2 separate regions of the Homo sapiens genome follow, and region 1 is linked to region 2. A link is an interaction called in ENCODE POLR2A ChIA-PET data of the cell type or tissue named here. Cell type or tissue: Panc1. All regions are shown on one strand. Links, peaks and the distances in the headings refer to the core of each region. The heading gives the core; the rest is flanking DNA.

Evidence for each region. Peaks named below come from ENCODE experiments on the same cell type or tissue, not always from the same donor. Only the 100,000 strongest peaks of a DNase experiment are listed, where the experiment ranks them.
Region 1: POLR2A ChIA-PET joins it to region 2 with 10 read pairs; 3 of 35 experiments call an interaction of 5 or more read pairs at or near these places.

The regions. Positions count from the first base shown.
Region 1 is chr10:121,571,052-121,575,438 of GRCh38, reverse strand. The region is part of intron 2 of FGFR2 (fibroblast growth factor receptor 2); the gene reads left to right. Among named protein-coding and RNA genes, the nearest start is that of FGFR2, 25 kb to the left of the region's middle. In Panc1, for the core only: no CTCF peak of the experiment used is centred there; no DNase peak of the experiment used is centred there.
Region 2 is chr10:120,979,079-120,983,465 of GRCh38, reverse strand. It overlaps LOC105378519 (a long non-coding RNA gene), which reads left to right and starts at 1,813. Exons shown (of 3, transcript XR_001747609.2): 1 at 1,813-2,247; 2 at 2,710-2,814. In Panc1, for the core only: no CTCF peak of the experiment used is centred there; no DNase peak of the experiment used is centred there; H3K4me3 peaks cover 559 bases; H3K27me3 peaks cover 223 bases.

The DNA of each region.
Region 1 (4,387 bases), core at 209-4,208, 590 kb before region 2:
CGTGTTGGGACCAGAGAGAAAACCTTCCCTCTGTGCATCTTTTTTTGGAGAACACTGTCATGAACAGCCGAAAACATCAGATCAAAAGCAAGAGGGATACTGACAAAACAGGGAGTGCGGATTTCCACTGTGGGTGGGGACATTGGGAGACACGGTGACTCACTCCTCAGTAAGTGCATTCTTAGGCTCTTTACTCTGTGTGCATTTTTATTTTCTCATGGGCAACAATATAATTTCTTTCAAACATGAAGAGCCATCCAGCATGTTTCTCAAAGGCAGACTTAAATGATATGAGGGGTGTGCCTAAATATATAATTTTTAATGGTTACCATATTGGAAACATTAGCCATGATCCCATCTGATGACTAGGAACATGAGCCAGTCTGGAGTTTCTGGAGAAATCCAGCTACCGCTGCAGAGGCGGCTGTTAGCTGTTGTTACCGGCATCCTTGTTAGCGACCAGGGAGGTTTCAGTCCCGACTTGTGTCTACCAGACACCCTGACAACTGGTTAGAAAGAGAGGACTGCACCCTTTCATCCTGCGTACTTATCTGTTGTTTGTTGCTTTGACTTCTTTTTGTTCTCCGTTTTTATGTTGGCAGTATTTCTCGAGGTAGAGAACTTTCACCTTTATATTGTGCGGAGTATTTGTCCCTTCCTCGCCCCCTTAAAGAACACGTAGTACCTATGCCTTATAAGGTCTCTGTTTGATGTGAGGAATTTGGTCTTCTTGCAAGTCGGCTCTTGCAGAGGGGAGGCTTTGAGGATGTCTGGGCTGCAGCAGGCTGTCTTCGTTGCTGTGTACACAGCCCTCATGGCAGGGCATGCAAAGGTGGTTGGTTCTGACTTCAATGGCGGGACTCCATTGCCTTTATTTTTTAATTTAATTATTATTATTATTATTATTTTTGAGATGGAGTTTAGTTCTGTCACCCAGGCTGGAGTGCAGTGGTGCGATCTGGGCTCACTGCAACCCCCGCCTCCCGGATTCAAGCAATTCTCCTGCCTCAGCTTCCCGTGTAGCTGGGACTACAGGCACACACCACCATGCCCATCTAATTTTTGTGTTTTTAGTAGAGACGGGGTTTCGTCTTGTTGGCCAGGCCGGTCTCGAACTCCTGACCTCAAGTGATCCACCTGCCTGGGCCTCCCAAAGTGCTGGTATTACAGACATGAGCCACCGCACCTGGCCTCCATTGCCTTTATTTCTTTCTGCTGATAAGTTCTGATGCCAGTGATACCCAGATTGTGCCATAGGAAAGAGGGGGCTGGGCTCTTCCAGAAACCCTATCTTGCAGAAATCTCTCTTCTGTTCCTACGGACAGAGAATTGGGTATTGACCAGTGAGGACTTCTTACTGGGACTGGGCGTGGCCACTACAGGACATCTTCCAGACTAAGAGGGCCAGTTGGGGGTTACTGGACCAGGGAGGACAGTGGCGGCCACTTACTTGCCATGTGCTTTGTGTGCAGTGACTATGTAGCGACATTTGCAGCCGGACTGTGTTTCTCCTGTAGAGACACTGGCAGCCCTACAGCCCTACAGCCGTGACATTTACTCTGTACAAGGTGGCAGGAGGTGTGGGAGGGCACCGGGAACCGAAGGCCATTTTACTACCCTTCCCGCAGCGCTCCTGTTACAGTGCTTGTGGGAGTCCCAGCTGTGCCTCCAGGTACAAACGGGTTTCTTCCTGCAACCCACAACCCTGACAGGACATGCCTCCCGGGTGTGCTCCTAACCTGCCTCTTCTCTCTGCCCCTCCCTCTTTCTCCTCTCCCCTTCCCCTCTCTTTCTTCCTCTTGCCTTCCTCTTCTTTCCTCTCCCTCCCTCTGTTTCTCTCCCTTCCTTTTCCTTGTCTCCGTCTCTCCTCTCCTTTTTCCCCCTCTCCCTCTCTTTCATCCTTCTGTCTCTTCCAGAGGAGTCTGTTCAGGGATTTCTTTCTCTCTTTCTTCTTCCTGGAGGAATGTGTTTAGGGATTGGACACCTCTGACTTTGGAGGAGGGAGAAACCTCAGTGGGATGGGTTCCAGGACGACCCCACCGCATCCTTGGAACTAGGATGATCTAGACGTTGGAAAAGACACCATCCCTGGGAAACCCCAGAAAAGGCTTAATTTGTGAAAAGTAATGGAGGGAGCTGTGCCGTTGGTAGAAACTGCTTTTTTCTTCCTTAACAGTTTAAATCTGTCGTCCATTCTCCGTGAAGTGATTGGACGGGGCAAGACTCAGGTTTCCCATCTGTTCTCTGTTTGCATTTGGGCGCCATTTCAAAAACCACACGGGAAAAGTTTATAGGCAAACATTATAAAAAGTGACAGTCTGAAGTGCTGCTATCGCTGGTTTGGCAACGTAAAGTGTTACCTGAAATAGCTTACCGTTTCCAAACCCTTTTGCTGTTTCAACTGTCTCAAGACAACCCTCCCGCTGAGATGGGTGAGAAGTCCAGCTGGATGTGTGCAGTGAAGTCACATAAGTCACAGCCTTTTTTGACTTTTACAAGATTTCCCCCTCCTGGGGCTATCTTCACACACAGCGAGGATTTTTTTCTCTCTGTTTACTTATAGAGAGGTAAATTCATGCAGCTTGTGGCTAGTGGCACTCTGTGTGATGTCAAATGGTCTGCTGAGGGGCTCGGAGAGTCAGGCAGCCCCTGCCTCAGTTTCTCTCTCTCCCCAGTCAGAGGTCCTATGAGCTCCCAAGGAATAACAGGATGGTTTTCTTAGGGAAGGAAGGCCAGGTCAAGGCAGGAATTACTCACAGCTCATGTGCAGATGCCTGTTGTTATTCATACTATTTATTTATTTGTGTTTTTTTTTTGTTTGAGACAGTTTCACTCATGTCGCCCAGGCTGGAGTGCAATGGCATGGTCTCGGCTCACTGCAACCTCCACCTTCTGGGTTAAACGATTCTCCTCTGCCTCAGCCTCCCAAATAGCTGGGATTACAGGCACATGCCACCACGCCCAGCTAATTTTTTATATTTAATAGAGATGGGTTTCACCATGTTGGTGAGGCTGGTCTCGAACTTCTGATCTCAGGTGATCCACTCGCTTTGGTCTCCCAAAGTGCTGAAATTACAGGCATGAGCCACTGTGCCTGGGCTACTTATTTATTTTTGGAGACAGGTTCTCGTCTCGCTGTGTCACCCAGGCAGGAATGCAGTGGCGCGATCATAGCTCAGTGCAGCCTCTGGGGCTCAAGCGATCTTCCTACCTCAGCCCCCTGTGTAGCTGGGACTACAGGTGTTTATCATCATTCCCGGCTTTTTTTTTTTTTTTTTTTCATTTTTTGTGGAGAGAGGATCTTACTATGTTCCCTAGGCTGGTCTTGAACTCCTGACCTCAAGTGATTCTCCCACCTCGACCTCCCAAAGTGCTGGGATTGTAGGCATGACCTGCTGTGCCTGGCCCATTTATTTTTTGATTAGCTGTACAAGTACCTGTCTCTCTCATTTTTAAAGTATCAAAACAGTCAATTTTTTTTTTTATTTTTTTTTTGAGATGGAGTTTTGCTCTTGTTGCCCCGGCTGGAGTGCAATGGCGTGAGCTCAGCTCACCACAACCTCCAGCTTCTGGGTTCAAGCGATTCTCCTGCCTCAGCCTCCCGAGTAGCTGGGACTATAGGCATGCGCCACCATGCCCAGCTAATTTTGCATTCTCAGTAGAGACGGGGTTTCTCCATGTTGGCCAGGCTGGTCTCGAACTCCTGACCTCAGGTGATCCGCCCGCTTCGGCCTCCCAAAGTGCTGGGATTACAAGCACGAGCCACCGCGCCCGGCCAGTCGTTTTTGTTTGTTTGTTTGTTTGTTTGTTTGTTTTTAAAGAAGCTGCTTGTGGCCAGGTGCGGTGGCTACCACCTGTAATCCTAGCACTTTGGGAGGCGGAGGCAGGTGGATTGCCTGAGCTGAGGAGTTTGAGACTGGGCTGGGCAACGTGGTAAAACCCTGTCTCTACTAAAATACAACAACAACAACAAAATTCCCAGGCGTGATGGCATGCACCTGTAATCCCATTACTCCAGAGGCTGAGGCAGGAGAATCACTTGAACCCAGGAGGTGGAGCTTGCAGTGAGCCGAGATCGCACCACTGCACTCCAGCCTGGGAGAGAGCGAGACTCCGTCTCAAAAAAAAAAAAAAAAAAAAAAAAGGCCAGGCACGGTGGCTCACGCCTGTAATCCCAGCACTTTGGGAGGCTGAGGTGGGCGTATCACGAGGTGAGGAGATCAAGATCATCCTGGCCAACATGGTGAAACCCACCCCGTCTCTACTAAAAAAAATACCAAAAATTAGCCAGGTGTGGTGGCAGGCTCCTGTAGTCCCAGCTACTCAGGAGGCTGAGGCAGGTGAATAGCGTGAACCCGGGAGGTGGAGCTTGCAGTGAGCCAAGATC
Region 2 (4,387 bases), core at 200-4,199:
CCTTTTGATCAGTGTGCACTGTCAGGCTAGGGTCTTAGAGTGAGTAATGATTAGCAAGCTTTTGGTCTTGATAAGAAAACAGGGCAGCAGCTTTGTTTTCCAGCAGGAAGTATTTCCTAGAGCAAGCAACTAAATTATTTTTCCTAGTTTCAGTATTGTTTAGCACAGAAACAGGAAGTATGCTAGTTTCAATAATAATAATAATAATAATAATAATAATAATATTTACTCATAGGATTATTAGGAAAGTCAGGTGAAATTATGTAGGAAATGTGCTTAGCAGAGTCTCTGCTTAATAAACGTAGCTATTAATTAGGGTGAGGCAGCAAATAACCAGAGCAGAATGTGATGAAGCCATTTGGGTAGGGTGATCCATTATCCTGGTTTATCTGAGATTGGAGGTGTTTTGGGATGGGGAATTTCAGTGCTAAAACCAGGAAAATCCCAGGCAAATGATGTCAAGTTGGTTAATCTCGGTTCAAGACAGGAAAACCCAATTGTTGCACATAAATTTTTTGGAATTTAACTTGGATTTTTTCTTTTAAGCATCAGAAATGTCTAATAATGTTTGTGAGTCCCAGAATAGAACATGTGGTCCTTAGGGAGTAGGGAGTAAGGTTTCCCAAGTAGCAGAGGCCCTATCCTGCGGCAGGTGTTTGCTAGAATCCTGCACTGGGGCCTTTGCTGAGGGTGCTGAGATATCCCTTTGGAAGCATCTCGAAGGCTGCATTGGAAATAAATAAGCCCCGGGAGGATCACACTGCAGGTGAAACCTGAGACCCTAAGCCAGCCAGAATCACCTTGGTATGACAAGCAGAGCTCTGCCTCTTTCTCTCATTTCTCTCTTCTGTTCAAAGAAAAAACTGAACTGGAATGAAGAAGCACCCAAAACTGGGGTTAAAAACTAGATATTTTGGGTTCAAAGTGAGGTTTTTCTGTCCCTCTTTTTGCACATATGGAGCCCAACACTGCTTAGTGAGCTGCTTCTTGCCAAATGCTTGGACAGCACCAGCCCATTTAGTTCTCACCAGTGCCCTGCAAGAAGTGTACTATTACCTTCACATTACACACCAGGAAATTAAGGTTGGGAGAGGTTAAGGGACTTGCAAAAGGTCACGGAGCTATGAAGGGATGGGGAGCTGGGATTCAAATTTGGGTTTGTAAGGAGAGAAGAGACGTCTTTCTTCTCAGCCTAGTAAGTGTGGGAGATCAACCGCAGGGTGATCGGATCTCCAAGATGAATGAGTCAACAGGACTTTCAAAGCACTATCTGAAGGTAAACAAGTCAGTATCATCTCTCCTTAGGGTCTGTGAGTTACTTTTGCTCTCTTGAGGGAGAAACTGAAATCTACACCGAATTGAGCGAATTGAGCCCAAAGCAGGGGCTCAAGTTTCTCTCAGCCTTCCTTTGCTTACAGCCCTGAGGGGATCCTGGCTGGGTGCTATTTCCAGGAGGGTCTCTCCCTCAGCAGGGAAAGGAGAGCAGGATTTGCAGAAGCTCCAGTTGGAGACAGAGCCCTGGGGGCGGGGGTTGGTGGATAGGGGTAGGCACTTGGCTTAAGCCAGATCTGAACTGTTTCCTTCTATCCTGCTCCTGGGGCAGGAGGCCCCCTGCAAGGCCCTAACTATACTGATCTTATCTCCTCCTGGGGAATTTTCCCACAGGGAGGCAGGAAAGGTCAGCAGTGTGTCCTGAGAGCCCTAAGGCAGGCCCACCCACTTCTACCACATGAGTGCTTTGGGAGAGGTACTGGAGGCCACACCTGTAAACCCAATAGGTCCTTTTAATACATACCAGGGAGCTGCAACTGGGGGATGCCACCGTGGTGCTGGGCCTGCAAGGGAGCCCCCAGGAGACTCTATTAAGCTCCCATTTGACAAGTTTTAAAACTGGCCCAACCCAGGCATGTGCACAGGATCAGAAGCCCCATCTCTCTAAATTACTAGGTTGAAATGCCACATCTTAACGACTCATGCACCGTCCACACTACTGCTGCGGTATCTGTGTCCCACCAGGGCTGTGTTTGATTTTTTAAATGAACTCGATTTGTTTTATTGTTTTGTAATTTGAACATGTAGAGATGGAGGTAAATAGAAAACCGGCATCTGTGTATTACACATAGAAAGTCACCATAAAAATAAACACAATGAATACTCTTCAGCAAAGGGAATGAAAAATCTACAACTACATACCACTGAACACAAATGGAAATCACCAACAGGTTGAGGGAGAGAAGCTGAGCCCAGGTGAGTCCATTTAAATGACTGATGGAAAACTAAACGCAGGCAAAATTATCTTCTGTTGGGAGTTAGGAGAGTGGCTGCCCTTCTGGAAGGAGGGATAGAGAGTGGAAAGGGATGGGGGAGGGGCTTCCCGGAGCCCAGAAAAATTCTGTTTTGTGAATTCAAAATTAGCAAATTCTGTTTCTCCATCTGGGTGCTGGTTTCACAGGTTGTTCAGTTTGTGATGATTCACTCCGTTTTACATCCAGTTAACATCACGGATGGTGCTAAACTTCAAAATAAAAAAAAATTAAAAGTTAAGTAGAAGGGAGTTAACACACTACGGTGCGTATTAAATTCTGGCCAGAAACCAGGGTCAGTTTAGGGCCTGAGGTCTGCTCTCCTCTTTTAAGAAAAGGCTGAACAGGTGCGCAGCAGGGGTCAAAGCCTGTGCTGGCCACGTTTTCTGCTCCTCCTCCTCCTCAGGTTTGGAGGGGCATTGGAAAGGAAATGACTTTCTCACTGTGCAATGCCAGGCTTTGTTCAAGCATTTGGGAAAACAATGAGGAGGCAGCTTATTCCCAGCTCCAGGTAAGTGATTAAAATGTGATAAGGGTGGGGAGCTGGGGCAGACAGAGGGGTGAGAGGTGGGCACCTGAGGGTGGGGGGCGTCAGCATATGTCAGAGTCTGGGGATGCCTCAGTGCTGGGGTTGAGTGGGGTGGGGAGGGGCGCTCCAAAGAGCCTGGGGATGCCCATGTCACAACCCTGGCAGAAGGAGGAAGCACTGCGGAGGCCCCACATTCGCAGGGGACCACAGGCCAGGTGCGCGTGGATTTGCGTGGTTTACTCGGATTTCAGGTCGGGCCTAGAAAGTAAACTAATGCTTTCACCTTCCCAGGGCAAGGGGAGCCTGTGGAAAGCACTCAGTTCCCCAGTTGGTGCCTCCTCGGTGACCACTCCCTCCTTTCTCACGCTCCCACCCTGAGCTTCAGCAGAAACCCCCTTCTGCAAGGATGGCCCGGAGCCCCAACTCCATAGCAACCCACGACAGCCCTGAACCCGTCCGACCCCCATAGGGCCCCTCAGCCCCCAAGGGCTGAGCCAGGGCCTCCCGGCGACCCTCTGCACCCCCCTCAGGCGGGCCTCCTCTGGGCGGGTTTAGTATTAAGCGTTAATGATTAAATGGGGGTTCTCCATTAACCCCGCAGCGGGCCTTTGTCTGTGGACTGCCTAGGCCTCCTCCTTTGAAATGCCACATAAAAATGATAGATGTCCTTCTCTCCCTCCCGGGATCAGCGGGCCCTGTTTCCCTTTAAAGTTGCAGTGGGCAACACAAGGGCGAGGCTTGTTTAAACACAGAAGCGCGAGGCCGACCCAGGGCTGCGCAGGAACGGCCGGGCGGGGCGGGGCGGGCGGGCAGGCAGAGTTAAGCGCGCGGCGGCAGCAGGGACGCGGGGAGCGGCTCGCGGTAGGGACACGTGGGACCGCGCCGGCTGCACCCGGGTGCGGGGCTGCGCGCTTAGGGCCTGAGAACATTCGGAGACCGGTAAGACCCGTCTCTTTGCCGAGGTTCGCGTCGATGGCGAATAATGACATCGACTCCGAGAGTGCTGAACCTGTCCACGCGGCGGAAGGAGTTGCAATGAGAAGTGAACGAGAAAGCGTGTAGAAAGGGTGTGGGCGTGGCTTGTGCGTTAGGCGAGCTGTTCACCTGCACTGCTCAACGCGCGGTCCAGGCGCCGGCAGCATCCGCACCTCCTGGCAGGCTGCTGCAAAGGCGGGTCTCAGGCGGCTGCATCAGGGCTGCACGTTAATTCGGTCCCTAGGCGACTTGTGTGCGCAGTAGTTTGAGAAGCCCGGTCTATGTAACCAGTGGCTCTAGTAACAATAGGAATAATACTGGCTAATATGTATCGAGTGCCTAGCGTGAGTCCAGCACTGTTTTAAGCACCTTACAAAACTGTCCTGTTTAATCCTTATGACATGACAGGTGCAGCATGTTGCTGACGAGAAGGTTGAGGTCCGCAGAGGTTTGGTGCTTTGTCAGAGATTACACAGCTGATGATTAGAAGCCCAGGCTACCATAGGCTCGCATACGAGCACGAGTGCAGAAGCCCCTTCTAGGTTAGCCCTGGTGTGTGTGTCACTTCAAGTTGGAAACT